Linked DNA regions of Homo sapiens: region 1 is linked to region 2. Evidence: chromatin loops called from intact Hi-C (ENCODE). Cell type or tissue: gastrocnemius medialis. All regions are shown on one strand. Each heading gives the region's core, and the rest is flanking DNA. Links, peaks and the distances in the headings are about the cores only. Region 1 has its middle 370 kb from the start of LINC02207. Region 2 overlaps LINC01580 (long intergenic non-protein coding RNA 1580).

What was found. A loop is a pair of places that touch in the nucleus more often than their neighbours do. Peaks named below come from ENCODE experiments on the same cell type or tissue, not always from the same donor. Only the 100,000 strongest peaks of a DNase experiment are listed, where the experiment ranks them.
Region 1: it touches region 2 in a loop (2.8-fold over the local background); 2 of 110 quality-filtered maps call a loop at or near these places.

The regions. Positions count from the first base shown.
Region 1 is chr15:93,478,936-93,494,878 of GRCh38, forward strand. No RefSeq gene overlaps it. Among named protein-coding and RNA genes, the nearest start is that of LINC02207, 370 kb to the right of the region's middle. In gastrocnemius medialis, for the core only: a CTCF peak has its summit at 7,314; DNase peaks (open chromatin) are centred at 6,622, 7,296, 7,676 and 8,076; H3K27ac peaks cover 5,367 bases.
Region 2 is chr15:93,966,882-93,982,824 of GRCh38, forward strand. All of the region lies in intron 2 of LINC01580 (long intergenic non-protein coding RNA 1580), which reads left to right. LINC01581 (long intergenic non-protein coding RNA 1581) reads right to left here. Exons shown (of 9, transcript NR_120320.1): 5 at 8,115-8,525. Among named protein-coding and RNA genes, the nearest start is that of LINC01580, 74 kb to the left of the region's middle. RefSeq lists an enhancer at 14,464-15,943. In gastrocnemius medialis, for the core only: a CTCF peak has its summit at 8,390 (motif pointing left); a DNase peak (open chromatin) is centred at 6,630.

The DNA of each region.
Region 1 (15,943 bases), core at 3,546-11,545, 490 kb before region 2:
GGAGTTCTCTTTCAAGGGATGAGCAGCAGTCGGGGACCCATGGATTCAGGTTGGTATTTTAGAAAGAGCCTGCTGGTACCAGGGTGGAGGTGGATTGGAGGGTAGTGAGCCTGGAGGCGGGAATAAAGTGGAAAAGTCCAGTCTGGTCCCAGCATCCCAGGTGTGAGCCACGTGGCCTTCGGTAGGTCTGTTGCTATGACGTCAGGGGCATGCTGTAATCTGAGAGCACTTGATGGAATGCATTCTCTTACTTAAAGACTGGCTGGACCAATTATTTATTAACCATACAGGTGGCTTTTCTGTATACCTTGACTCTGACACTCACTCTTCCCAGCTCTCAAGTCCAGAGAAAACAAACTAGTTATTGAGACTGTTCCTGGCACTAGTGATATAGTTGTGAATGAAATGGACAAAAGTCCCTTCCCTTGAGGAGCTTCCATTCTACCGGCGAGACAGAACATAAACAATCGTACACATTAAATGACATTAAATGATAGGCAGCAATGAAGGCTCTGGTGAAAAATAAACATCGGGAAAGGGGCTTGCAATTTACAATAGGGAGCCAGTAAAGCCGCAATGAGGTGCTATTTTAACAAATTTGACCCCGGAGGGACCTTCACTTCAAGGGCTAAGTTGTTTAAAGGGAGGGCAAGTGTGGTCCAATTGTGCTTGCAGAGGATCTCTGGACCTTAATGGGGCCACGAGCTATGCTTGCTGTCCCTGGAGGGGGCAGCCAGGCTGACCACAGAAAATCTGTGATGGAAGGAGGGTCTAATAAACACTCTCTGTTTCTCAGCTTGGAGCTGATCTTAAATATTCAAAGCAACTCACCACTCCCTTCTCCTGTTGGCCCCCAGTTTATTTGCTGAAAAGAAAAAAAAGTTCAGCTCAGCTGTAGCATCTGTTTTCTAGTGAAGTCCTTGCTTCTTACTCAATTTTCCAGCTGGTTTGACTTATCAGTACACAAGCAGGTCACCTGACTGGCTCAGGGCCACACAGTGAGCAAAAGATTCCACCAAAACAGGAACCCAACCTTATTTTTATTATTATTTTTTTATATTGCACAGTTTCTGGGAGTTCCACAGTTGTGGCAGATGGGATGCTAATCACATTCACGGAAAATGTATGCAAGGAACTTCAGTGCAGAACTCTGCATCTGGCTCGAGGACTCTGTATGACTCGACTTCCCTAGTGGAAGGGGGAAAGCAGAGAAACACCCTCCTCCATCCATTAAAAGGCCATTTTGCACATGACTTGAAGACTCCCCAGTTGGAGGCCCTCGTTCCAGTGCAGCTGCATTTTGGGTTGCATCCTCTTCAAAGCCCACACCCCAAGGTGTGGCCTTGCCCAGTTAATTTATTTTTTCTTTCCCCACTTCCCTTCTTCTCATCCCTGTTCCTCCTGCCGCCGGGCAATTTCAAGTTCATAAGCAAGCTGCTACAGTGTTAGGGACTTTCTGGGTAGAAATGGCATGCGGTTGCTGGTGAAATCTTACCAGTATTTGCGGTGAGGTTGAGATTGACACAGGTTTAGAAAATATAAAAATCACCTATGGGCCCTCTCATTTGTGATTCTCCTTTTTGTTTGCAGTAACCTTTGGGTTAAGTCTTTCAAGCTAATCCATTCAGCTTCAGTCCTTTAACCCTTTGATGTTTGTTATCTATTTAAGCTACAAGAACCTTATCTTCAAATGAAGATTAATGTGAAAACAAACTGGTTGTGGCTTTCACAGAAGTTCCATTGGATCCAAAGCCCCTGCCCAACAGGCTTCTCCTGTCCCCTCTCCACACATCCCCTTTGTGACTCAGGGCCTGTGGAACCTTAGGCAAAGGTCTTTAACTCTCTGAGCCTCAGTGTTCTCATCTGTCATTTGGGCACAATTATATGCACCTCTTGGGGTGTTGGTGGGGATGAATGAAATGGTACATACCCAGTGACTTGCACACTGAATGGTCAATTAGTCTTTTCTTCTTGACTCATTCTGAGGTGGGTTCTAAGTGGCCATCTTGATTTTTTGTCAATACTACTGCTTAAGTGAATCCCTGGAGTCATAGTCTGAAACCCTAAGTATACCCTTCCCAATTCCCTACTTTACCAGACTAAGCCCTTCACTCAGGTAGTTCATTTCTTATTTTTATTATTTTCCCTGTCTTTCTAGGTACCCCCAGGGTTTCCTTCCTGGCTCCCTTCTCTAACCTCATTCAGTCACCAATGTAAAGTTTTCCTTTTTATTTTGAGAATGTCAAACATGTAAAGGTAGAATAGTCCAGAGTGAATATTACAGTGGACACTATATATCCATCAACTGGAATTAACAACTATTGACAGTATTAACATTCATTATCGTATATTCTTCATCTTTTTTTGCTAAAATATTTTAGAGCAAATCTAAACAATTATGAATTTCATTGATAGTTTTTCATGTACATATATATCACTAAAAAATAAGAACATCTTAAATATTCACAGTAACTTAATCATACTGTACAAAATAAAAACCCAAGAATTTATTAATGTCATCTACCACCCAGTCCATATTCAATGTCTTTTCATACATGGTTTGTTAGAATCAGAATCCGAATAAAGCCCATACGTTAGCTTTGGTTCTTTCAATCGCCAATTCCGCCCTTCCCCAGTTTATTCTGCCATGACAAGTCGTGATCACTGGGTTTATACTCTCCTCTTTTTTTTTTTTTTTAATTTTACTTTAAGTTTTAGGGTACATGTGCACAACGTGCAGGTTAGTTACATATGTATACATGCGCCATGTTGGTGTGCTGCACCCATTGACTCGTCATTTAACATTAGGTATTGGGAGGAGTCAAAAGGCAAGGTCAAAGGTTAAAGATCGTCTCTGTCTTGACAGGTATTTTGATGGCTCTCCATTGCGTATTTGTAAGTGTCTAAACCCTTCCATTTACACTTTAACACATCAACTTTTCATTCTTTTACAGAAGAGACACTTTGTTGCAGGGACTTTCTGAGGACCATGATGAGAAGAACTAAGATGGTGTATGTGCAATGCTTAACCCTACCCAGTACACAGAACATACTCAAAAAGTTTATGGATTCTTTTTTTTTTTTTTGAGACGGAGTCTCTCTCTGTCCCCCAGGCTGGAGTGCAGTGGCGCCATCTCGGCGCACTGCAAGCTCCGCGTCCTGGGTTCACGCCATTCTCCTGCCTCAGCCTCCCGAGTAGCTGGGACTACAGGCGCCCACCACCACGCCCGGCTAATTTTTTGTATTTTTAGTAGAGAGGGGGTTTCACCGTGTTAGCCAGGATGGTCTCGATCTCCTGACCTAGTGATCCACCGGCCTCAGCCTCCCAAAGTGCTGGGATTACAGGCATGAGCCACCACACCCGGCCAAGTTTATGGATTCTTAATTGGTAGTGATCATTATGATCATTGCATCTTAGAAAGCGGGTCTTTGGGTCAGCGGACTTACACTGGAAATCTGCATTTTCTCCTCGTCATCAAGCATGTTACTGAAGGAGCATCTCTGAGTCTCCCTTTCATCAGTGATGAAGTGAGAGTGATATGATCTCTTAGCACTTTGAGAAAGAGAGATGCTGTGGATAAAACACATATAGCATTACTGGACACAAAATAGGCCTTCAACAAATGGTAGTATATATACCACATACGTAAAATACATATCATCCATGACCACCCGTCTTATTTCTCTCTCTCTGTCTGTCCCTCCCTCCCTAGCTTTATCTTCCCTGTCTTTCAATTCCTGCTGCATGTGGATAGGACTCTAAATACATTTCAGTGTATACATGGTATAATGGAAAGAATCTTTGTTGAGTATTCTAGGTCTGAACTCATCTTTTAGTAGTAATCTACCCTCAGGCAATTCATGCTACTTGCTTGAGCGCAGTTTATTCACTTGTGAAACAGGAATAATTGTGTCTGTTCTGAGACCCTTACAAGGTGAGTGTGATGCTCACGTAGGTGCCACAGGGTGAGAGGGCTTTGAGACGGTGAAAGCGCCAACTGACAGGCTAAGTCCGAAGTACACTGAGAGGGCTTTAAAGAAACGAATACAAATTCCAATGACATGAAGTAATTCATAAGCATTGTCTTTTAAAAAAAATCATGTTCATCTTCTCTGGTTTACTTGGTTTTCTTTGCCATTGAATTATTCCACCAGGATTTGCTCTCTTTTGAGGATCAAGAGCCACAGAATGCTAAAGGGAGGCAGAGTCTCGGAGGTCCCCTGTGAAGTGGGAAATCACCTGGATGCAGTGGGGCCCTTCAAGTGCATCACCAAAAAAAACCATCCCAGAAGGTAGGGAACAGAAAGCCTCAAATACCAAATTAAGATGTTCTCATCAGACAGCTTAATAAACTAGTTTAAAACACACAGAAGTAAGGGGAAAGAGATGAAGACTAACACACCTGGGGTAGGGTACAGGCAGGGTTGAAAGGGCCAGACTCCAGTCTTGTATTACAGGGGTCCCCAACCCCCCAGCCATAGACTGGTACTGGTACCAGTCCGTGGCCTGTTTGGAACTGGGCCACACAGCAGGAGGTGAGTGGTGGGCGGACGAGCAAGCAAAGCTTCATCTGTATTTACAGCCAGTCCCCAGAGCTCACATGACCCCTGAGCTCCACCTCCTGTCAGATCAATGGTGGCATTAGGTTCTCATAGGAGCAGGAACCTATGATAATTGTGAACTGCACGTGTGAGGGATCTAGGCTGTGTGCTCCTTATGAGAATCTAATGCCTGATGATCTTCACCCTCTCCCATCACCCTTGGATTGGACTGTCTAGTTGCAAGAACACAAGCTCAGGGCTCCCACTGATTCTATATTATGGTGAGTTGTATAATTATTTCATTATATATTACAATACAATAATAATAGAAATAAAATGCACAATAAATGTAATGCGCTTGGATCATCCTGAAACTATCACCCTGCCACCCCAGTCCTTGGAAAAATTGTCAAATTGTCTTCCACGAAACCAGTCCGTGCTGCCAAAAAGGTTGAGGACCACTGCTGTGTTAGACGATATGTATAGCCCCCCACCCCCTTTCTCTGTGTCTGTCTCTCACTCTCACACTCTGACACTGGGGTTATGAAGAGGACAAGATTTAATAACAAGGGGGCCAACAGATGGAAGGTACCTGAGGCAGACACACGCATTTGTTTTTGTGAGCCATGGAGACAGGTGTGCTTGGTCCCAGCCGCAGCTTGCCAGTGAGCCGGCTGGCTTTTATCTGTGTTTCAGGCCAATGATCCTCAACCTTTTTGGCACCAGGGACCAGTTTCATGGAAGACAATTTTTCCATGAATCAAGGGTGGGGTAGGATTCAGTGCATTACATTTATTGTATACTTTATTTCTATTATTACATTTTAATATATAATGAAATAATTATACAACTCCTCATAATGTAGAATCAATGCCCTGAACTTGTTTTCCTGCAAATAGATAGTTCCTCTGGAGGTGATGGGAGACAGTGACAAATCATCAGGCATTAGATTCTCATAAGGCACACGCAACCTAGATTCCTCGCGTGCGCAGTTCACAGGAGGATTTGTGCTCCTATGAGAATCTAATGCTGCGGCTGATCTAACAGGAGACGGGGCTCAGGGGGTTAATGCTTGCTTGCTCACTGCTCACCTTCTGCTGTGGAGCCCAGTTCCTAACAGGCAGGAGCCCAGGAGTTGAGGACCCCTGTTTTAGCCAGAGGATAGGCAGAACCAAAATGGGTGTTCCCCATGAGTGGGCAATTTAAGTCCCAGTGAATTTTGAGTGCCTCAAGTATATTTAGTGTAACTTTTGATCCTTCCATCTTTCCCATCTTCCACCTGCACCCATGTGCTCAGCCTACCTCATCTTTGTGTAACTCACCTCACTCTACTTCATTTCTTCTATGATCATTGGCCTGTTTCTGTTATTTTCTAGAGATGCATCGAACATCTTTAAACAATAGAGCCAACATCTATCACAGCACATATTCCAGCACTCTCATGTGAAACAAGTGTGAACTGAGGACCTGAGTGCAGTGTGAGAGAAGCAAGCCTGGGACATAGCCCTTCTTACTCCTAGTTCAACACAATCCCCATGATCTTTTAACTTTCTTCCTGTTCTCAGGGTGAGATAAAGAGGAATAGAGACCTGGCTAAGCCATCTGAAACAAACAGACAAGCAACTCAGCACTACAATGGGACTTTTTGGATATATTTGGAGGCAAAGGAATATCAGTTCTTGTCAACCTTCATTTTGCAGACTGTGTGATGTAGCAGAAAAAAGCCAGAGAGATGTGGGTGGAAACCCCAGCCTTTCTATTTGGCGAAATAACTTGACCCTGGGAGAGTTCCTCCTTTTTTAGCCTACAAAATTAGTAGGAGAATAGAGTTATTATGAAAATTATACGAGAAAGAGTATGCAAAGTGCTAATCATTGAGACTGGCTTAAAGCTAGGACTCAAATAAATATGAGTTCTGCTATTTTTCCACATACCTCTTCTCACTTCTTCATTGTAAGCTTCAATTTGTCCCCAAGCCAATGGCATTCACTGTTCCCATTAGTCTCCTGCTAAAATTTTGACTCAAGGTGGTGACAGGGAGTGATGCTGTGTTTGGCCGTCCCACCTGACAATGAGAGGGACTGAATTATGGCGGGAACTCTTCGGCCAAGGGTTGCTTTCTGCTAGGTCTCTTCGGGGGATGCTTCATTCTAGAGGCCAAGAGCGCTTCAAAGAAGGACCAATAAATTGTGCTGGGGGCTGACAACCACACTGCCAAGGGCAGAGTTGCACATGGCAGGCCTTCTTCTTCCTTTAGAAGAACTCTCAACCCCTGGGGTAGAGTTTCCTGTAAGTGTGGGTGTTAAAATGGTTTGTTTTGGTGTTGTTTTTGATACATGCAACTCCTTCCAGAGGCTAAGACATGAAAAGTCCTGCCAGGAAATCATCACTGAGGAATAAATAATATCATAACCCTCTCCTGAAGCCCAACAGTTATTCTCCACACACTCATCCTCCAACACCCTGTCCCAGTTGCCAGCTCCAAACTTATAGAAGTCTCAGCAAACAGGCATGAGGCAGAAACATGTTCCAAAGCTGTCTTGGCTCAGCAGGGTCCACCCATGCTAGCTAGGATGGGGAGAATTCCAAGGTAAACAGGCTGCGTTATCACTCCAGACTTTCTTGGCAGGAACAAACCGGTTTCCAGCCCCAAAACATATTTTGTGTGGATAATGGACAACTAGTTACAGAGTAAACACATGAGGAGTTCGCAGGTGTTATGTTCCTTTGTGTTCGCCAACCAGATGTTCTTGTGTGGGACTGGCGTTTTCCGCCCCCTGGGTGTCCCATGCTGAACTGAAAGTCATTCTTTCTTCCCCCTCTCAATGACATCAAGAAGAATTCTCACAGGATATTTCCCAAAATGAGCTGTAGATTTCACTTGCAAACAAGATTAAACTGTTTCTGTCAATTTCTTTCTTTCTTTTTTCTTTTTTCCTCAATCTGGATTATTCCAAGTAGCATTAGTCAAAATAAACATGTAAATCTTGACCTTTAGAAAAGTAACTACTATAGCAGAGTTATAAAAGTTACCTTAGGGAACTCAGGCTGTGAAATTGATGCCCGTGTCCTCGTGCTCTGGGTTGGCACTGGGTGCTGTGGACGCCACCTGTGCATTGCTACAAATCAAGGCCAAAGGTGGAACATGCCAGTGCTATTTCCACCGCTCCTGGTCAAGGCATCTGGCATGCTGGGGCCATTTGAAGAGGTTTGGACAGTATGTTCTCCTTATGGCCTACTGTGCTATGGATCCATGGGTCAGTTTGGAGAAAGCTGAGTGCTTCTAGAATATCTGACAGATCGAAGTGGGGCAGTGAGGTGAATGAACTTGGGTTTAGGAAATGAAACTTCATCAAACTGTGTCTGAAGTCAATCTCATGTGTCATTAGCCTTGAAAGGTTCTACCTGGTTCTCGTTGAACAAGTCTTGGCCTGGGCCCTGAACTTGCTTGGCTGTAGCAAGGGAAGATTACACAAAACCTCTTTTGCTGTCACGCCTTATCACTCCTCGAGCAGAAAGGAGTTCCTCGTTTTTCCATGCCACCTTTCCCAACACAGGAGTAGCGCCGGGCCAGGTCTCCTCAGTCGCTGAGTCTTGGTGTCATCCAGGCTTCCTATGACACGCTCAGTGCAAGGCAACTTGAGCTGCTCAGGCAGCCTGCTGTGTAGGATCCTCTGGTCTTTCCCCAGTGATGATAAAAAGAGGTAGCCCTAAAATGTGTGAGACATTAAAGGTTGATTGTAGAAGATACACGCAGCATGGTTGGCTGCATAAGAAATTCAATGACGGCTGGGTACCGTGGCTCATGTTTGTAATCCCAGCACTTTGGGAGGCTGAGGTGGGCATATTACGAGGTCAAGAGATCGAGACCATCCTGGCCAACATGGTGAAACCCTGTCTCTACTGAAAATCCAAAAATTAGCTGGGCGTGGTGGTGTGCACCTGTATTCCCAGCTACTCGGGAGGCTGAGGTGGGAGAATCGCTTGAACCAGAGCCTCCCAAGGTGCACCAGAGGTTGCAGTGAGCCAAGTTTGCACCACTGGACTCTAGCCTGGCGACAGAGTAAAACTCCGTCTCAAAAAAAAAAAAAAAAAAAGAAAAGAAAAAGAAATTCAATGACACATGTGCTATGTGCTTCTCAAAACACTACAGTTATAAGATCTTATTTGATCCTAATTAATAATACCTTATGCTACTGTAAGTGCTTGTGGTTTATAAAACACTCTGGCTTACTTTATTTAACTCTCAGCACAAATTTGTGAGGCAGGTGGAATTAGGCTCGCTTTACTGGTGAATTACCTTGGTCTCTGGGAGTTTATGTGATTTACCCAAAGTCATTTGCCAGTCAGTGGCAAAGTCCAACTCAAACTTCAGCCTCTTAACTCCAAATCCAGGGCTTTTCCCAGCAGGTTGGGAGTTCAGTGGAGTAGGTGCCACTGTTCACGTTTTGTAGATGAGAACGTTAAGCAGGGATTACATAACTTGCCAACAAAAAGTAATTTGTGATAGAATCTAAGAAATAATGCACATTTCCTGACTTCTAATCTGGTGCTCTTGCCGCCTCTCTGGGAAGCTTTTGGGGGGGATAAGTGAAGGTGGGAGAGATTTTGTGATCATTGGAAAAGAAATCTAATATAGAAATCCTATCCTAAAGGACATCACAAATTTGCAGAATGCATATCATCGTAATGTATAAAATATATTAGTGGTTAAAAAAAAACTCTGCTCATCCACTCCATTTATGGAATTTATTGCCTAACTGTCTTTTTATACCATGGCAGTGTTTGTGTGTGAAATGTGTCTAACTTGTGGAAGCTATAATTTTGTATTCAAGACATGATGGGTAATTATATATAGGAGTTGCACTTGAATTTCCCATCTACTGACAAAAATGATGGAATCAGCCACAGCATTGTGATTTCCTTTCAGTGAAATGCATTTGCTTTCCTTTTCAATTAGTTTTATGGACAAGATTCAAAGATTGCTCTAGACTGAGAGAAAGTGGTGACTGGAATTAGCTTTGTCACATGCGGAAGGACTGGCATTGCTTCCTATCAGTGCACATTCAGGCAGGAACACACATCTGGGGGAGAATGCAGACACTCCACATGGCAGTTCTGGTTGGCGGGATGTTGGCTGTTAGGTTCGTCTGGCCCACATCCAAGTGGGCTTACTGAGTGAGGCACAGAAGGCGACTCTCCAGGGCACTTTACTTCTAACGAGTGGACCTCTCCCCTAGGCCAGGTCAAGAGGCACTGCTGTGGGGATTCTCTGATGCCATGCACTTATTGTATTGCCTGGCCTCCTCTCAACTTTACCAGCAAGCTCTTATATGTCTATTTCCATGACAATTGTACTTCAAGGGCCTAACATGGTGGCTGACATCAAGCAGAGACTGATGTAAAGCTACTGAATAAATGCATGGAAGAATGACAGGCAAATCTTAGGATAGGGCATTATAGTGATGCCTTGTGTGTCCCCATAAGCTCAACATTTCAATCTACTCAAAATTCAGCCCAACTTGGAGGATGGCAGCTTTTCTTTCTGTAAGTAAAATCAGGTAGCCATTTGACTGTTGACAGACTTGTTCTTGGGCAAGTTACTTAAATTTCCTGGGCTTCACCAGATAGAATAGGGGTGAAGGTGTCTGATAGCAGCCCCGTCGTTGAAATGAATCAAGTCTAAGCACCTTGGGAGAGCTGCCAAGATCTTCCTGTTGGTGCCCACCTTTGTGGTAAGCTCTCAATGACACACAACTTACTCCTTGCTGCCTGCTGGACATGCCATGCCCTCTTTTCCATCTGCAGTGTATGTCTTGCTCTCCCTGGGGCATGCCCTTCCTCTGTTCTCTTTGCCTGGGAAACTTCTTCACATATTTGGTGACTCGGATCGAATGCTACTCTTTTTTTTTCTTCTCTCAAAAAATCCTTCCTCACTGCTGCTTGTACCTGCTTTAGCATTTTGTTTATGTAAACGTTATTATATTGATCACTGTATTAGTCCATTTTCATGCTGCTGATAAAGACATATCGGAGACTGGGAAGAAAAAGAAGTTTAATTGGACTTACAGGTCCACATGGTTGGGGAGGCCTCAGACTCATGGCAGGGGGTGAAAGGCACTTCTTACATGGCAGTGGCAAGAGAAAAATAAGGAAGAAGCAAAAGCGGAAACCCCTGATAAACCCATCAGATCTTGTGAGATTTACTCACTACCATGAGAATAGCATGGGAAAGACCGGCCCCCTTGATTCAGTTACCTCCCCTTAGGTCCCTCCCATAATATGTGGCAATTCTGGGAGATACAATTCAAGTTGTGATTTGGGTGGGGACACAGCCAAGCCATATCAATCACCTTTAACTGGCATTACTGGAAATTCTTGACTGGCTCTTTTAAAGGGTAGATGCTGTATTCTATTAATTTTGGTATCCTCTAAGCCTAGTAAAATGCCTGGTATAGATTAAATGCTTAAATCTTTGTAAGATAAGTAAATGACTGTCTGAATGAATGAGAGAGAAATAGAAGTAGGACGACTATCACATTTTTAATTTTTCAAAAAAGGTGAGATGATTTACCCACAATTTAAATCAATAGAGATTCCTAGTATGTCCTTACCAGGTGAGAAGCTTCTGGAATCCCAAACACCCAGCTCAGTTTTGTTGACTGGATGAAAGGATGTATAAGCAAATAGTGAAGATTCTTTTGCAAAAATGTAGTTTGACTTTTGTCTCCATTTATTTATTAATTTAGCTTACGTTTAGTGATCTTTGATTATATGCTTTCCCCTGTGCATTCCTTCTCCTCATCTCTGTCTAATCCCAAGCACTGGGGCTGCTAATATCCTTATAATATCATGAAAGTTGATACAGGGAAGTTTAAAAACTTTGTGAAATATGATACCAGGCAAAGGTTCACAGGTTCTTTTTAAGGCTGACTTCCCTTCCTTGGTTTCTAGCATCCGAGATCATTAAAAATAGATAGCATTGTAGACATTTTAAATACCTATCTTACTTTATTTCCACCATTAGTTTTGCTGTTTCTTCCTGTGGTCCTCTGAGGTTGAAGAGAGAAACCTCAAGGTCATTTTCAATATCAGGCAGTCTCACTGCTCAGGGCATGCTTTCCTATGTGTAGGTTTCTTTATTCTCCCATTCTGCTTCTTTTCACAAAAATGTGGTTTGCAAAAAATCCATATCGTTTACTCAAAACATAGGGTTCTAAAACTTGAGACACTGGGATCAATCTAACCATGCTATTTGGATTTAAAATGTGGGGAGGATATCCAGCTAGGTGAGCTATCTGATCATGAGTTCAAGATTGAAGGCTCTTTTTTTGATATTGGCATTTCAGCATCAAATGGGCAGCCTCTTCTCTGATCCTAATGTTCTCTCCTTTTAATAAGGCAGGTGGGACACGACTAAAAATTTCACTTATCCCAGCACCAATGCAGCCCCACCCACTTTGATTTGCTTTCCTGTAGCATTTATAGCCACATCTCTTTTTCAATCAAGTTTCTAAAGAAACTGGATTGCAAGTTTCTTTAAGTCATGGACTTCCCTTGCTCATCTTCTCTTTCCCACTCCAAAGTCTATGGCAATGTGTAACACAATAAATGCAGACTGTCTCAAAAGGATAACAGCTCCCTCAAAAGTGTCAAGATGAAGACATCAGAGCATGCTGACATTTTTATTCTTCTTAATTCTCGTGCACACCAATGGCTGGAGGCCTTCCATTGTCTCCTGGTCTGAGTGCTCTATGTATGCTTGTCAAAATAATGAAAATGTCTGGCTGTGTCATTGATCAAACCTCATGGAGTGAAGAAACAAGCCTCGGAAGGGTTGGCTCTGCTTTCAAAGGTACCGGACACCAGGCTGCTGGTGCAAAGTCCCTTGTGAAAGGCTGGCCCAAATGACAAGCTGTAAAGGTCCAGACTTTCAGTTATGCTCTGTAACAGTGTCTGAAATCAATATCCATAGCGCAGAAGGTGGTGGAGGATCAGAGGCTTGCAGTGCTGCCTCTGACATTTCAGGAGCATCTCAGTTGTCCCCCAGGGTGGTCTCGTCTCATTCCAGCCCAGAATGGTGCTGGGCGGGGGGAGCCCGAGCTCTTCTCTTTAGAAATCTTGGAGCAGTTTTTGATCTGTGCAAATCATCGGGAGGAAAAGAGACCCGGAACCCTTGGCTTGTGTTTTGTTCTAGCAGAGCCAGTTTTAAGTGAATTGATTTGTAGGGCTGCTGCCACAAAAAGAGTGATTCCTTTTGCTGCTGGGTGAGAGAAACAGTAAAATGAGGCTGTTCTTGATGGATCCCTAGGGCCAACCCATGCGAGAGGTGGATGGCCAGCCTTGCCAGTGGGCAAGAATACCAGTAAGCTCCTGGAGTACATTTCTTGTGCAAAATATCCAGTGCAGTGTCTGGCAGAGCACTGATGCTCCTGAGGATTAGGGCCCTTGTCTAATGCGGTGACATCTAAGTCTTCTATTGACATTAATATTATGTGTCCCTATTTTATGCAAGATGTGTATAGGCCCGTGGTATACTTGTGAAATATGGAGCTATTTTTGGCAATTTTCAAAGGGCCAGGGAGCATCCAGTTTCTCTTGTGGGGTGTCCCCTTATCTCCCTGATCTCTCTCTTTCAGCAACTTCCAGCACCCCCTACTTGTTTATCTGTTGTGCCCTGAGACTTACCTCCCTCCTGAAATATGGTAACATTGCATTCTAGTTGGTCTTTCTGTCCCTATTCTTCTGTCTCTAATTGAGTACCCTGCCTTCATTGTGTTCATTCTAACTCAGATAGGTTCATTCTTTTTTTTTTTTTTTTTTGTTGAGACAGTTTCGCTCTTGTTGCCCAAGCTGGAGTGCAATGGCGCGATCTCAGCTCACCGCAACCTCCGCCTCCCGGGTTCAAGCGATTCTCCTGCCTCAGCCTCCCGAGTAGCTGGGATTACAGGCATGTACCACCACTCCTGGCTAATTTTGTATTTTTAGTAGAGATGGGGTTTCTCCATGTTGGTCAGGCTGGTCGCGAACTCCTGACCTCAGGCGGCCCGCCCACCTCAGCCTCCCAAAGTGCTGGGATTACAGGCGCGAACCACCGCGCCTGGCCCAGATAGGTTCATTCTTATTCCTGGCATGGAGCTCCTCTGATACCTCTCATTATTATTGTTGGGGTATTTCCCAAAATGTTTGAATTGGTTCACTGCATCCTTGCCTCAGCCCATGTGCCAAGTCCCGCGTCTGGACTCTCCTTTCCATATATTTCTTTTCAAGGAAGGTAGAACTGTTTACCCCAACTCCGACATCACTGTACTATTACTCATTTGTATGGCAAGCTCCTTCCCATCTGTCAAGAGTCTGCTCAAATGCCATTTCATTTCTGTAATTCTTCATGCTTCCTCGACATGAATAATTAATCAATCTACCCCTCTCTGATCCCTTATAATGTTGCACATATTTTACAATAACGTTTATCATTCTGGGTTATTTTACTATTGATACTCATTTGCATATCATTCCTTAATAAGCGGTGAAGACAGGAACTTTACCTTGATTTATGTTTGAATTTCTGGTGCCTATCAATGGTGCCTGCTGTTTGTCTAATGGGTGCTTTGACAAAAGTCTGGGTTGAAACTTAAAATTTGAGACACATTTGTCTTTTGGATTTGAGCATCCGTGCATGTGACATGTTGATAAGTTAATATTTTATTGGTTATTGATACTATTTTAGGGTTGACCATGGAAATTGTTATCTTAAAATTAGATTCCATTGGATCTTGGCATTAAAACGTTCTTAAGAGGCTCGTGACCCACGTACTCTTTTGGTTTAGAACAAATTTTTCATTGCCAAAAAGTTCTGAGCCCTGATGCATGCAACATCCTGCATAGAATAATAAAGGGTCTGTACACTTTGTGGAGTCAATCCAAGAGAATGACCTACTTAGAAATCTCCAACTGAGAAGAATCTTTTAGAAAGAGGAGTCCATTTGATTTTCCTGTTTGGTGACTTATCTATGGGGAAGATAGGCTTGTCTATGAGAAACTCAGGTTGCATGATTTGTGTTTTCATTACCTGGGGCCGGATTTGTTACTGATACTCCAGAGGTTCTGCCTAGGCCCTGCTGTTTGCCGCACAGAATGCCAATCACTGAGACAAATGAGTATTGCCAGGGAAGAAGGCTTTAGTCACCTGTAATCAGGTGCTATAGTTAAGGAGAAGGGGAGATAAATTCTCAAATCTGTCTCCCCAGCTTATGAAAATTGGGGGATTTATATAGCAGGGAAGGCAGGAAAATAGGAATTAGGGACTGGTAAGAAAGCAATCATGATAGATGAGGAAACTGGCATCTCATTGTCTGGATGTGATGATCTGATGAGTTTCATTCCCTTGCCTGAGGGTCAGTTTCTTGAGGAAGGAACTCAGGTGAGACAAATGTAAGTTTCAAGTTTTAAGACAAGGGAGGGTGAATTTCTATGTTTATTCAAAAATCATAAATATTAGTTCTATGGGAAAATTGGATGGTTTCAGCTTGAGACTAACTTGGTGGGCACTGAAATCAGCATGATCCTTAGGTGGTCGTATGTTTTCATAGGCCTGGTCTCAGTCACTGCCTCAGCGCTAACTTAGTGGCAGAGAAACTCGCAGGTCTCTTTGTACTCACTGTCGACGTCTACTGAGGCATCACTCCTCATGGGCTCTGGAGTCCGAGTGCCTAGGCTCCAGTCCCAGCTCCACTAAGGGGTGTAAGCTTGTGCGAGTTACTTACTATCTTTCAACTTCAGTTTCTTCATCTGGAAGATGGAATAATAAAAATAGCCATGAGGGGTAAGATCACAATATAACACACTATAAAACACCAAAAGGTCTACGTCTAAGACTTGGCTTGGTGCGTGTTTCAGCCTCAACCCTGCTCCCACCTCCCCCATCTAGCTATTTAGCATGATTATTTTTATTTGATGCCTGTGCATTAAAAATCGGCTCTTCTAGACCTAGTTTTGATTTATTTCCATACATTTGATGAGGGTCAATATTTGTTGAAAGGAAATGTGATTTTGAATGTTTAAAACTGCCATTTTTTGAGGCCGTGCATGGTGGCTCATGCCTCTAATACCAGCATTTTGGGAGGCCAAGATGGGCAGATGACTTGAGGTCAGGAGTTCGAGACCAGCGTGGCCAACATGATGAAACCCCGTCTCTACTAAAAATACAAAAATTAGCTGGACATGGTGGCAGGTGCCTGTAATCCCAGCTATTCGGGAGGCTGAGGCAGGAGAATCGCTTGAACCTGGGAGGCAGAGATTACAGTGAGCCCAGATTGCACCACTGCACTCCAGCCTGGGTGACAGAGTGAGACTCCGTCTCAAAATAAGTAAATAAATAAATAAATAAATACATAGTTTAAAA
Region 2 (15,943 bases), core at 3,850-11,849:
TTTGCATATATACAATTATTTCATTTAAAACGGTCAGTGCAACTGCATGTGGAAAATAGTGGGAATCCTTTTCAGCGAAAATGTAACGTTGAACATTCTTATCCTGATGAAATCTATAGCCCAGGCTTCAGAAGTTTCCTTGTCCAAGGTGTTGACCTTGTGTGTATTGTTTTAGCTTTTTCCTACTTCAATTTTTATATCCTTGCAATGATCATAGCAATCCTCATCCTTTCTTTCAACCCAGGAATATTGTTGGAAAAACAAATGAGACCGTGTATGTGTGCACATGCATGTCGTGTGTGGTGTGTGTGTGTGTGTCCTCCTCATTCCACTTTTCCATTTCTTCCTTTTCCTCCTTCTCTTTCATCTCCTGTTAATTGTCACCTGGGGTCAGCTAGACTACTAAGATCATTGCATAATATGTGGCAGCCACAAGAAAATGGCATGAGTGTATGAGTGTGTGTGTGTGTGTGTGTGTGTGAGAGAGAGAGAGAGAGAAAGAGAGAGAAAGATACACACACACAAAGAGACAGAGAAAGGGGCTGAAATATTCCTGTGTGTCACATATTTTTGTTGGTTTTTGGGTCTCGCTCTGTTGACTAGGCTGGAATGTAGTGGCATGATCACAGCTCACTGCAGGCTTGACCTCACAGGCTCAAGTGACCCTCCCACCTCAGCCTCTGGAGTAGTGGGACTATAGGCATGTGCCACCATGCCCGGCTAATTTTTGTATTTTTTGTAGAGATCAGATTTTGCCATGATGCCCAGGCTGGTCTTGAACTCCCGGCCTCAAACCATCCACCCACCTCAGCCTCCCAAAGTGCTGGGATTACAGGCATGAGCCACTGCACCTGGCCTTTTTGTTGTTTTTTGAATACACTCTCGTTATGATGAGGTTCCTTCTGAGGTTTTTGAACTCCTCTGCCCCATCTCATTGAGAGATCCTACTTGTCAGACACATTTTAAGCTTTTCCATTAGATAATGGCCATAACTTAATTCTATTGCTGGGTACTGGTCAGGGAGACACTTTTGTTCTCCTAAGGATGTTGTAAGCTAAACTCTACTACATTTTCATAAGCAATTTTATCTTGACATTTATATTTTGGCTTATCTCCTCTCTCAGATGTGAAAGGTATTTTAATCATGAAACCGAAAACTTAGTCAAGAAAATGTTTTATTTTACACTGGGATTCTTTATTTTTAAGCACCGTGTTCTGCTATGAATTCATTTTGACATCCATGCCAGGCACCTTGCAGACAGGGAAATGTTTTTTATTTACTTTAGCATCTGTTTTAGTATTTCTTTAGTATTTGTTTCAATTTTTAAAGAAATACTATGTTTTGCTGACCCGTTGCAAGGCAAAATTACCCACTACAAGGCAGTTCTGGGTAATTCTTTTTTAAAAAATAAAAAGATGGAAAATAGTAAATAATTTATCAATTAATTTACTTATTGATTCAAAAAGGTTTCACTGGCCATCTGTTATGGGAAAATCACCATGACAGGCACCAGAGAGAAAGCACGAAGTAACACATGGGAATCCTTGCCTCCAAGACACGTAGAGTGAAAAAATGCAAAAGAAAAATCACATGAAGAGTGCAATTAAGAATTAAATATAGGTTGCTCTTATAGGAAGAAAAACTAAATAAAATGGAGGCATCAGGGAAGACCTCTCAAAGGAGGTAGCAGTGAAACTAAGTTAGGAAGAATCTGTAGGACTTGTTTAGATAGGGTCATTCCTGAGGCTAAAAGCAATGACATCTTGGTGATGTAAAGTGGCTCATAGAAAAGTTCTTGGGTCAGCTCCAGGTACATAGTAGGGATCGAATAAATGTTGGTTTCCTTTTCACCTGTTAGTCATCCAAATAGGATCTTCGCTGAATTATTTGAATTTTCTAAACCATCTGGTGTTTTGTGGAAATAAATGTCCCAGCTAAATCCACTGGAACGGCTGCGATGGGCTTTTGGTTCATCTGCAGTAGCAATCTTCATAAGTGGAAATAGAAAAGTAATCTCAACTGACTGTTAACCGACAAAGGCCCTAATGATGTCTTTGCAGAAATAGTTTGTGATTTGGGTACTGAGATTGTGCAATCAGAGTAGCAGAGAAAATACAACAAGGAGTGGCTAAAGGTTTCATAGAAAATATGACGAAGGTGAAGTAGAAAACAATAAGCATTCGGGTAAAGAAATGTAAACATGTGAGGCCCATATCCAATCTAGCAAAACTCTGGCGATCTTGCTGCATCAGGAGACTGACAAGTAGACCTCTTTTCTTACTTTGATAGCTTTTTTAAATTGGTAATATATTTACAGGACTCAAGCATCAAACAGTAAAAAGTATGCAATTAGTGGCACATGGTGGTGTGTGCCCATAGTCCCAGCTACCTGGGAGGCTGAGGCAGGAGAACCTCTTGATCCCAGGAGTTCTAGGTTTCATTGGGCTGTGATGTGGGCTGCAGTGGCCACTGCACTCCAGCCTGGGTGACAAAGCAAGACCCTGTCTCTTAAAAAATATATATGCATATGTAGTAATAAATCTTGTTTATACACCTTTCACTCTAATCCTAGGGTCCTATTCTAATCTCTGCTATCTTTTAGAGTATCTTTATACAATTTTAATCAATTGCATGTATAGATGCACATATTTTTATTTTCCATGTACCTGTTTATTCATTTAACAAATATTTATTGAGTGTATACTTTCCAGGTAATGTTCAATGCAGCCAAGGGAGCTAAGGTAATGAACAAAACAGAGAAGTTCCTACCCTCCCTGATGTTCATTCTAGCAAATGGAGACAGATGATAGAAAGTAAGTAAACTATAGGGTGTTAGGTCTTACAACCACTAAAGAAAAAAATGAAGCATAATAATGAGGAAAGAGCATGCTGGAATGGGAAAGTATTTCACTTCAAAATAAGGGAGTGGTACTTGAGCAAAGACCTGGTGGAGGGGAGGGAGCAAGCCCCATAGAATCTGGGAGGAGATATTCCAGAAATAGAGTATTCCTGATCCCAAAGGCAAGCCCCAGAGATCAGGGTAAGCCTGACACCTTCCAGGAATAGGAAGAAAGCCCGGGTGGCCAGGGTGGAGTGAGCTAGGGACAGAGACGAGATTAGGGAGGTAGGGAGAGGATAGCATTGGGAAATAATGGAAAGAATTTTGAGCAGAAGTATTTTATCAATCACTCTTGAATTTAAGATGAAGATGAACTGTAGAAAGGGCAGAATCCATATGACCTGCTACAGATTAGTGAAATGATTCCAGTTAAGTGATGCTGATGACCTGAATCAGGGTGGTTGCTATGGATGGGATGGGATATGGCTGATTTGTGGAGAAATGTTTTGTAGGTTGAGCAAACAGTATTTGCATGAGAGAAGTGCAAGAAGGAGGGGTGTCCCAGCTAGGAGACTGGAGATGGCATCCATGACCTAGGAAATATTTCGGGAGGAGCAGGACAGGGGTTCAAGTGATAGAGTTCCATCCCTGGACACGCTAAACTTGGAGTGCCTGTTAGACAACTTAGTAAATATGTCCAGTAGAGAGTTCAAATTAGGGAGAGGACCTCTTTAAGGATTACAAGCTTGGAGGTAATAAGAATATAGACAAAATTTGAAGCCGTAACGTGGATGAGCTCACCCAGGGAATTACTGTAGATAGAAGAAAATGAGGCCAAAAATAGCATCTCAGGATATTCTACAGATCAAAGTTTAACAAGACAAATAGAGAAAGAGAAGGTGACTGAAAGGAAGCCAGTGTGAGACAGAAGAAAATCCAGGAGAGAGTGGTGGGTGGAAGAAAGACCTTCAAGATACAGAGAATGATGGGCTCTGTCAAAGGTGCTGATTGCTAGGTACGATGAGGACTAGGATTGAACCAACTCATATAGCTGTGACCTTGACAAGAGCATCTTCAGTAGAGTATTGAGGGAAAGTGCTGATTGGAATGAGTTCAAGAGAAAATGAGCTGAGGAAATTAGAAACAGCAAGTAGAGACAAATTTTTACGTTTTGTTGTAGAGAGGGAGCAGAAGAATGGCACAGTTGTTGAAGGGAGAAGTGGGGCCAAGTGTTTTTGTGTTCTGATTTTTTTTAATAGAGGAAATAAGGGTAAGTGTCTTAGCTAATAGTAGAGAGGAGAAATGTGAAAGAAGTATCCTTATTTCTGTGATAATTTGGCTTTAGCTAGGAGCATCAAAATTTCCATCCATGGTAACAGGAAGAAAAGCTGAGTCAGGGCTGAGAGCACAAATGGGCAAGTGTGGTAGACAGAGAAGTAGAGAAGTTTTCCTCATGGTTTTTCTCCACCCTCAGGGAAATAGGAGGTAGAGTCATTAGCTGAGAGTGAAAAGTAGGGAGAGGTGTTGGGGTTTGAAAAAAGGGAAGAAGGTCTGGTATATTTACGACAGAATGGGAGAGAAATGGATAGGGTAATGACTGAGCCCCAGGCATCACTACTGGTCTGCTCGAGGATGATAATCAAGGATTGGAAATGTCACCAGTAAAGCACTTTTCATTTGTGTTTTTCTTTAGCCAGTGTCAACTGCAGAGTGCAGTAAGTATAAAAGGACCAATAGTTAAAGCAATTTTTACAAATGGTAGTACACTGCAGACATGAATATAATGACATTCCTGGTAAGAATGGTATAATGCAGTTGTTGTCACTTGGTGGGTATATATGCCAGGAGTCTATAGGGGTTTCATAGGGGTTCAGGGTGAGGTATTGAGTTTCTAAATATTTTCATTTTCCCTAATCCTTTAAACATGTCTATTAGGTATATTTTAACATCCATACCATACTTTAATCACACCTGTTAATAATTTTTAAATCAATATATTTACAGATTTGAGTTTGCTTACTTATAATTTCGCTGTTAGTTTGATTGATCCAAGACATTTAAAGGATTAAGGTTTAAATAGAAAGTAAAGGTTTTTGGAGACAGACCAGGGATCAAATGTCAGCTCTAACACTTACTTGTAGTATCCTTAAGCAAGCCATTGAGTGTCTCTTAGTCACCATTAGATCATATATTAAAATAAAATAAGAACACCTATTTATATGCTTCAGATAAAGTTTAAATTCATTTATGTATATAAATACTAGGCACAGTTATAGGTATTTATAAAGATTCCTTCCAGTCCCTCTACCTTAAAAATAAATGACAATATGGAAATAAGCTATTTTTTATTGCTACAATTAATATTTATTTTACAAATTTTTCAAAATGAAATAATCAAAATAAAACAATTAAAAAAATCTTCATTTATGTTTCTCAGAATTCAATATAGTAAATATTTTGGTGTGTTTATCCACATACAAGTAAATATAAATAAATAAACATAAATGTGTGTGTGTCCACATGCATTGTGCACACACGCACACACTCGCACTACATCTGCTTTATTCCATTTAAAATACATCGTGAACCTGTGACTTTTTCTTTTGCTTTCATATCATTAAAATTTTTCCACAACATTACTTCTGATGGATGTTTCAAGATCATCAGACAGATGTATGATAATGTGCACATTAATCCTGTAGGGCTGTTCTTTATTAGTTTCAATTTTAATCTAAACTGTGTTAAACAATCCCACTGCTAAATCCTTAGGTTCGTCTATGCTTTTTTTCCCTAGGACACATTGCATTAAGTGAAAATTGCCAAGGAAAAAGCTATGTAAATCTTTAAGGGTTGTCGTAAGTGTTGTTAGTTGCCCTCCAGAAATGTATCTAGACTGTCAGGTCACTCTCTTACATTGGATAGCAATGTCATCCATAGCAACTGGGTATCCTCTCAGTGCCTGTGTGCCCTGCATATTTTAAGGCCTGAACAACAAATTAATCTTTACTATTGAATAAGTAGAGAATCTCATTGTTTTTCTTCAAATATGGGAGTTTTATTTTAGTTTTGTATTTTTACCTTAACCAATGGTTGTGAAAGATTCTTTCTATGTAAGGAATTTCAGCCTTCTGGAAAGAATGTCCCCAGGAATACTACATGTGTTTTCATAGGTTGTTAGTGACCTAACTGCTTTAGAGATAGTATAAGATCCTAGACTTAACAGGAGAAACACAAAACTAAAAGAAATAATGATATAGAACTCCTATTACTAATACCACTACTTAGAATACAACTGTCATTTCTCTGGTCTAACAGTGAAGAAAATTTTTAAGTCAAAAGTTTTTTTTTTTTCTTACAATTTATTTCTCTAAAAAATGTTTTACCCCAGTTATTTGCTCTTTTTTCCATATGCATTTATCATGTTCCATTTATAGGTATGTGATGGTTTTTAAATTTCTTTCTCCTATGAGACTTAAGAAAAAAATTTAATTCTATGAAATTCTATTTTAATGTGTCAGTTACTATATTGGGGAATTATTAAATCTTCATCTATCAATCTTTGGAAGAAAACTAGATTTCTGGGCGTATACTGGATTTTCCAGACAGATTTTTTGTGTTCTCATTGTAACCCTGTTTATTTTCCTCTGGTTGGAAAGGCCATGAGTGTCTCTCTTAATTTACAATGTTGAGTTCCTTTGCTCTCCCCTGGGTCTCATTTCTCCCAAACAATTCCTTCAGCTGCACATCATTGAGCAAGAGGGACACCATGGATAATGGAAAGATCTACGGCAAGGCTGGCTGTCTGCCCTGTCTAAGGAGGACGTACTGGACCATCCTGCTCTGCACATCCAGATGTGTCCATGAATACATCCATAAAACGATGGCCTGTGGAATCCTATAGGAAAATGATCCAGAGCCTGGGCGGTCAGAAGGAACAAACACTTGATTTACAAAATAAATCTTCTATGTTTATGTTTTAAAGACACACAGAGGAAAAACATTTTTAAATTCATGATTTCCCCCCCCAGATTTTAACTATTGTAATCTCTTTCTTTCCTGAGCCTTAGGCATCTTCATTATAAACCAAAAGATATAACTTGAGATTTTCCCAGGGTTTATATACTCGTTAGAGTTGGAAACATGAAAATGGCAATTTGGGATGTCTCTTTGGAGTCAAAAACCTTATAAAAATATAATGTACTTTCTCTCTCTCTTCATTTCCTCATTTTTCTGGTCAAAGCTAGAAGAGTAAGATGTCTTTGAAACTATTAAGATAATTTTTAAGACATGGTATAATTGTGAATTTTATATAGATATAAAATGAACAGGTATCAAAGACTTTATTAGCTTATTAATTAATAAGAGAACGGGTAAATGTTATAATTGGTATAAAAAGCAGAGGCATATGTAGGAAATTAGGAATCTGAAATGAATTTACAAATTGATGGTCTATCCATGAGGCAATAATTGGTTGCATTCCACCAGTCACAATTGATTTGCATTTCTATGAACAAGAGATGGATGAGCTAGACAGGATAGTCACTCACTTTTTGTTCTGAGCCCATTTCAAAGTCTCAGTTGTTTTCCTTACTAAAACATCTATCTCTAATATCCCATTATATGTATTAATATCCCATTATATATTATATTTTATAATATATAATGTATCCCATTATAATATATATTTTTTATAATATATAATATATATCCCATTATCCCATATATATTCCCATATATATTATATAATATAAAATATATCCTATTATAATATATATTATATATTTTATATATAAGTGATTTCCAAATGAGTTCTATATATATTATAAATTAATATCCCATTATATATACATTTGCATAAATATATGTAATGGGATATTAATTTTTAATATACATAGAACCCCTTTGGAAATCCCTTTCCACAATTACAAGCAATAGATATTTTGGCAGAGTTTTAGTTATGGGGTGATTAGATTTTCTAGCATGTTGAGATTTAGTGGGTCTTAATTTACCCAAAGTCATTTAACCAAAGTAAAATTGAGATTCAAACCCAGATAGATTCTGATTTTAAAAAGCCATGTTTCTGTCTCCTCCCCCTCAAAAAAATGGGTGAAAAAATGGTGGCTCAGGGTCAGATACAAGCTTTTCACTTGTAAGGGTAAAATAATTAAGTCATAAATGATTAGAGCTAAATAAACCTCTCTTAACCAATATCTTCCTGAGAAGCACAATAGTTGACAATAAAGCCGAGAAGCACTGGGAAGCTGAGATGCAGACCTGCACTCTCTCTGTTCGGGCTTCCCCTTGCCTTCTCAGTTATTTCCTTGGCGCCTCTAAGGATCCCCAGAAAACTGTTTCAAATCCTTGAGTTCATCCAGTCTTATCAAAGACTCATCTCTGCATTAGAACTGTTATTTTCTTATTCCAAACCCGGTGCTCATCTATGTTGTCTTTACTGAAAATAAGGGTTAGTCTTGAACTAGTATTTAAATTTAAAGTCCAATGTCTGAACCAGGCAGCCATCAGATCTGATTTAGGGAACACCTGCCCTCTTGTGGTTCTCTGAGCTCATCTGTCTGGAGTTAAGGAAACCTTTTCCAGCTTTCGTTGTGGAGACTCTTCCCGGAGGAGACCATCTTGAAAGAGCTTTATGGAAGAAAGCCAGCCTAAAGTCCCAGTCCAATTTGCCTAGAGATGAAGGCAAGAGGTGGTAAATAGGGTGAGTAAGAGGGTCTTTAATCCAGGAATAAAGATGTAATTGTCAAGATAGAACATCTCTTTGCCTCCTTTATCAATCTGCTGCTGAGTCCTTGGAGTTTGCCACTAATCAGGTATAGCTTTGAAAATGTAAAAGAGTTTTTCAGATACTCCCAAACACATTAGCAGTTGCAAGAGTATCAGTTGGAATGGACTAAGGTATGCTGAAAAATCATACCACCCCCAAATCTCAGTGAATTATACAACAAAATTTAATTCTGAATTATTCTAGGTATTTATTTTAGTCAGGGTTCTCCAGAGAAACAGAGAAAAATAGGATAGATAGATGATAGATTAGATAAATATGTACATACATATATAGATACATAGATTCATAGATGCATACATACATAGAAAGATATAAGAGATTTATTATGAGAATAGGCTCACGTGGTTATGGAAGCTGAGAAGTCTTAAAATATGCCATCTGCAAGCTAGAGAGTCAGTGAAATAGTTTGGATACTTGTCCCCACTCAAATCTCATGTTGAATTGTAATCCCCGATGTTGGAGGTGGGGCTTGGTGGGAGGTGTTCGGGTCATGGGGGTAGATTTCTCATGAATGATTTAGCACCATCCTCTTGGTGCTGCCTTCATGATAGTGAGTGAGTTCTAATGAGATCTGGTTATTTAAGAGTATGTGGCACATTCCTCTCTCTCTTGCTTGCTCCTGCTTCACCTTGTGAAGTGCTTGCACCCACTTCACTTTCTGCCATGATTGTAAGCTTCCTGAGGCCTCCCCAGAAGCTGATGCTGAAGCTATGCTTCCTGTACAGCCTATAGAGCCATAAGCCAATTAAACCTCTTTTCTTTGTAAACTACTGAGCCTCAGGTATTTCTTTATGGCAATGCAAGGGTGGCCTAATACAGCCAGAAAAGCTAGTAGTATAATTAAGTCCTATTCCAAGGGTCCAAAAACCAGGGAAATCAATGGTATAATTCTCATTCTGTGGCCAAAGGTCTGAGAACAGGGACAGTAGGGAGAATGGTTTGAGTCCTGATGTTCAAAGAAGCTCTGATGTCCAAGTACAGGAGAAGATAGAAGACCCAAGGGGAGAGCGCAAATTCACCCTTTCTTTATCTTTTTGTTCTATTCTGGCCATGAATGGATTGGATGGTGCTCACATTGGGGAAGGCAATCTTCTTTACTCATCCTATTGATTCAAATGCCAGTCTCTCCTGGAAACACACTCACAGATACACCCAGTAATAATGTTTTACCAGCTATGTGGGCATCCCTTAGCCCAGTCAAGCTGACACATAAAATTAACTATCATGACGTCCGATGAAGATTGTCAGAGGAGCTTGGCTCACTCACCATGGTCCCTCTATCATGTGCACTTCATTACAACATGCACTTTCACTATTCCCACAGCAGTAGGAAGAAAATGTGGGTCTTAAAAGTTTAGTTCATACGTGATGCACATCACTTTAGTCCTTTTATTAGCCAAGTCAAATCACATGGCTGTACGTAGCTTCAAAGAAGCAAACAAGCTTTGTCCCACCGTGTTCCCAGGAGAACGAGAACATCTACCAACAGCATCAAGATCACCATACCAGGATGAGACTCAGTACAGTAGAACACTGAATTTTCAGGGTATAAAAGTATATACTTTTCTAAGTGTATTAAGCCTTGTGGCTCATCATTCTTCTTTATGCATACATTACTCTTTGTCCCTAATGTTCTTCCCTCTCTCAATATCTCTCATTGTCCTACAGACTCCCTCCTTTATGGCTCCAGTACCATCGAATCCCCTTAGTTAGTCCTGGCCACCTCTTATTGGAATTACTTTACAAGACACTTTACAGTGTCTTTATCTGTTGGCACTGCCTGACTAGGAGATCATTGCCCAGGCTAGGGGCTGCCTGCTGCTCTCTCCCACCCACAAATTAGGACCTATTGGCACTAAAAGCTTTGAGCCTGGCTTTGCATTGCCCTTGGAACATTCACATTTGAATTATTTTTTCAACCCAAGAGAGAAGTCACCCCAGACCCTCAAATGCCCCAACTTCTTTTATTTTACCACTGTCTAGTGTTTAGAACTCTGAATGCCTTATAGCCACATATTTAGCTATGATACTATAGAGCTTTATCCTTCTAACTCCCAGGGCTGGTAAATTATATAGCCTTTTACATAAAAAGAAAATACAGTTGACTAACCTGTTGGATTGGTGATAAACTCTGGAGGGGTGGGGAGAAAAGAGTGTCTACTTGACTGATAACCTCAACACATTTTCCTGTTTTCCTTCAACCTACTGCTTCCTCCTGCCCTCTTTCACAGTATGTGGGTCACACACAAAAAACATTATTGCACGGATGGGAGAGTCATGGAGAGGAGACAGGATGACTCCCCCACCAAAGGAGTACTTCATTTGGATTGATTGTTTTCATTAAATTTTCAAAAATCCCTTGGAAGAATGTTTGAACATTTAAAAATCATCATTCCCTAATTTCCTTATGTTTGAGACCTTTATTTGAAAAAGATGAAGCACAAAAATTGACTGGCTTGTATGTGGAAAACATACTCTTTCAGATTTGTCACATACAGCCTGTGGCCTAAGGCCTATAGTAACATCCAAAGTGGGAGGATGGCAGAAGAGGAGGCATGTAAAAGTCTTCCCCTTGGGAAGAATCTTGGGATAGTCAGAGTCAGGGGCAGGAGTTCACTGGAGACCCATCCTACCCTACTCCCATCCCCACTCAATATTTGCCATTTTCTCTATAGAGGCCATTTTTCTCGGCTGCAGTTTCTTGCATGAAAAGACATAGTATATGGGAAGTCCTCTGGGATCTAATTGTAGTTCACTTACAAATTATGCAAAAAATAGGCAATCACTGAAACTCCCTGAACCTCAGTGTCTTTATCTATTAAAAAGATATAATATCTCATGCCTCGTTCACCTTCACAGTAGTTTACTCCGCTAACATTTGAGATAATAATTGCCAGCACTTGGTGAACACTATGTTAAGACTGAATTTTTCTTTTCTTTTCTTTTCTTCTTTTCTCTTCCTTCTTTGCCTTCTTTCCTTCCTTGCCTTCCTTCCTCCCTTCCTTCCTTCCCCCCTTTCTTTCTTTCTTTCTTTCTTTCTTTCTTTCTTTCTTTCTTTCTTTCTTTCTTTTCTCTTTCTTTCTTTCTTTTTCTTCCTTCCTTTCTTTCTTTCTTTCTTTCTTTTCTTTCTTTCTTTCATCCTTCCTTTCTTCCTTCCTTCCTTCCTTCCTTCCTCTTTTCTTTTCTTTTCTTTTCTTTTCTTTCATCTTTCTTGAGATAGAGTCTCCCTATGTTACCCAGATGCTGGCCTCAAGTGATCGTCCCTCCCTCAGCCACCCAAGGTGCTGGCATGACAGGCATGAGCCACCACACCTGGAAGGTTGGATTTCACTGAGCCTTCTCAACAATACTATAAGGTCATTATGATGATTGGCTCCTTTTAGAGAAGCAAGCTGTGACTCAGTGTAGGTAAGTGATCCATACAGTTAGAGTCGGTAAATGGTCGAGCTGGTAAGAGCTGTAACCATTACGAATGTCAGCTCAGATAAGCCAATAGACTAGCTTGAAATCATAGGAAAGGCTCCACAGAGGCAAACGATGGCTGCTGTCTAGTGCATTCCATCTCAGAAGGCAGGACCTTGGCCACCAGGTTGGTGAATGCAGGTGAATGCAGGTGCCAGATGAAGCTGGGGAGGAGCAGCAGGATTTAATAGGCTTCTAACTCAAAGGGAGCCAATAGAAGTTCCTTCTGGAAGATTCTAATTGCGAAGCTGTCATTTTCATTAGTCTGGACTGGTCGTTTGAACTGAGAACTGGTGCACTGTGGAGAGGTTGGTCAGTCAGGAGGAAAAAGTGGTCTGGAAAGGGAGTAAAGATGGGGCAAGCATGGATGAAACCAGGTAAAAAGAGAAGAAGGATGAAGAAAGCTGCTGCTGGCTTCTACATGTAAGTGCAGCCCCTTTTGAAAAACAGAGTTGCATCCTGTCCTTCAGTACTATAAACTAGCACCAATTTCTCCCCGGTTTTTATGTGAGCTATTTTGAGTGCTTTTGTGTTACTTTATCACAAACTTAACAACACCTTCTCAAAACCTCTCTCTCTTCATCCCAAAACTAATTTACTTATCCTCTTCTCCTTAGGAAGTTACTGGTCATTTTGGTTAATTATAGAAAAACATACAGGGTCTTAACTTTGTTTAAAGTGGTCACAAGGCCAGATGTGGTGGCTTACGCCTGTAGTCGCAGCACTTTGGGAGGCTGAGGTGGGAGGATTGCTTGAGCCCAGTAGTTCAAGATCAGCCTGGGCGACATGGGGAGACTCTGTCTCCAAAAAAAAAAAAAAAAAAATTATAAAATTAAAAATAAAAAAAAGTGGTGGCTAGTACCAGCTTTCACTTCAGGGAGACTCACTGTGACTCCAACTCCATTTCTGGCCAGCTGTGTAATCTTGAACAAATTGTCTGTTCTGAGCCTTAATTTCCTAACATGTTCAAAAGAAAACCAATAGTCACTACTTGGTAGGACTGTTAGAAAGAATGAAAGGGAAAACACACAGCATGGATGGCACAGTATTTTATACATTGAAGGTCTTCAATAGCTAGTAGCCATCAGTGTTGCAATTCATTCTTCCAATTCTAAAAGCTCTCTTTTGGTTTTGGTTCTACAAAAGTCACTCCCTGTGCCCATTCACCAGCCCTAGGTACGTGGAGACCAACGACATTTTAGTTTTTGGCCAATTTCTTCTATTCAAACACTCTGATCAGAATTCAGTCATATTAGGGTTAAAGAAAAAAAAAAAACCCTTGATTATCCTCTGTTCTTGAAAGCACTATCACCCTTGTTGGCTTAAGGCCAACCTGATTTCTGTGCTGAAAGAGCTGCTTTTTGCTTGGAAAAGGCAATGGCTGCCAGCTGCTTCCTCAGATGCTGTCTTCACTGCAGATAGCAATAAACAGCTGCAAGGAATGTGTTAATTGGTCTTGATCAAGATGTCATCTTCTGCGTTATTATTGAGTCAATGCCAGGTAGACAATGCCAGCAAACAGACAACAGTGAAAGTTGTCCTGATGCAGGAAAGTTGTACTCATTGCAGCTAAAGTTGTCCTGATGTAAGCCTTAGCTTACAGCATTCCCACTCAATCTCATTGACAGATTAAAGATCTCCACACATGTTTCAACTGCTAGGTTAATACATGTATGGACATTACTTAACTGACTTTGTTTATCATCCATCTGCTTAAGAGATGGAAGATAATTTACTGCTTTGAAGAGGTTTATTTAAAAACCACTTCCCAGAGCTGGACAGAGCTGTTCTATGGTGCAACACCCTGGCCAGATCTCTAAACACTGGTCTGTATGGCCACTCCTCCTAGTTCACACATCTCCCCCTTGCTAAGCCCAGATGCTACAAGTGTGGTCCAAGAATCGATGCATGAGCACATTATCAAGTACTGAGGACCAGGAACATTGGTGATGGTGCCATGGGCACCCTCTCTACCACTAACTGGCTATGTGACCTGGAACAATTTACTTAACCTTTCTGGGCTTCAATGTCTCATCCCTAAAATGTGGAGATGGACATTAGTATTTGCTTTGCAGATTTGTGAGGATAAGGGTTATGCATAGCTATTGATAATGACAAATGCATAGTAAGTGCTGAAAGAACATATTTGTTGTGATGCTGATGACACTGATGGTGATGCAAGTGATGTCAAGGAGCTTGGAGTCCTGTTATACGTGGGCTTGGTGAGACATTTAAAGAACATCTGGCCCTTTTAGCTCAAGGATAGAAGTGACTATCTTTTGACTTCTTCTGCCTTCTCGCCCATGGCTGCACCAGTCTGTGCACCTGTATCTTTATTTACTGTCCTAACATGAGCCCTCCCGACTGAAGTTGCACTCATGACTTGAGTCCTATGCACAGATCTTGACACTTGAATCAGAGACTTCTTTTGTCCTGAATTTTCTTTTTCTTTTCTTTTCTTTTTTTTTTTTTGAGACAGAATTTTGCTCTTATTGCCCAGGCTGGAGTGCAATGGCATGATCTCGGCTCACTGCAACCTCCGCCTTCCGTTTTCAAGTTATTCTCCTGCCTTAGCCTCCTGAGTAGCTGGGATTACAGGTATGCACCACCACACCCGTCTAATTTTGTATTTTTAGTAGAGACGGGGTTTCTCCATGTTGATCAGGCTGGTCTCGAACTCCCGACCGCAGGTGATCTGCCCACCTTGGCCTCCCAAAGTGCTGGGATTACAGGCATGAGCCACCATGCCTGGCCATGTCCTGAATTTTCAAACATAGTTGGTTCTCAGATCCTGACCTAAAGCACCCTGCGTGACATCATGATCTTCCAAAACCACTCATACAGGCCCCTGTCAGAGCTGCAGAGAAAGAAGCTGGCTGAAAAAAGGCCATATAGAGATCCTGGTGGCTCCCTCAGGGAGCACTACAGCCCCTGCAGTCAGCACAGAGGGGCACCCTGATTAGGCTCTCCTATTAAAGCTGCCTCAGGACACTGGCTCACCTTGTGTGTTAGCTGGTGAAGAACTCAGGACCCTCAAAAGAGAATTCAGGCCAAAAGAGTGGTGTTGCCCCTTCTCTGGAAGCATTTGAATTACTACTATAAGGTAATAATCTTTGTGTTTTAGATTTTCAAATCTCAAACAATAAATATGTTGCTTTTAATTATTTTTGGAATACAGCCAACACAATATTTACCAAATCACTTTCAGAAGGCCAGTGAGGAAGCCCAAAACACAGCAGCTACACCCACTGATTTCTGTTTTTCTAAGTTGAAAACTGATCCGTCTCGATTGCAGATGATTATGAATAGTTTTGTACGTCCAGCAACATATTGCTAACCTCAGCCTTTCTTTCTTAAGCTCATTATTTGCTAATGATTTTCTTGGCCACAAAGCTCATAAAATTCCCTTGAGTTGCTTAAAAAAAAAAACCTCTTAGGACATTTGTTCCATTTGTTCAGCATCTGCGCCGGACAACATCTGGAGCCTGAGGAAATTCCACAGCTCAGGGTATGATGCGTAAATGAAATTACTTTTTCATGCACTTCAGAAGAGATTCAAGAGCATCTTTCTGACCAAACAAGCCCTTTTGTTCTCCTCCAGCAAGTGTTTCTCATTAAAAATGTCATCTCCCTAATAAATTGCCTTATTGCCCCTGCAGCTGGGCCTATTGTTTTCATGGTTTTGTGCTCACTCTGATTCTCACAGGAACAGAAAACCAGAGAAAAATGGGACTTTTCCCCCATTCTGTCTCCATGAAATGCCTTTATTTCACCCTTTGTGTTTGAGTGAGAACTTGTCTTTCATCGGAGCCCTTTATTCTCCCAATAATCACTGCTT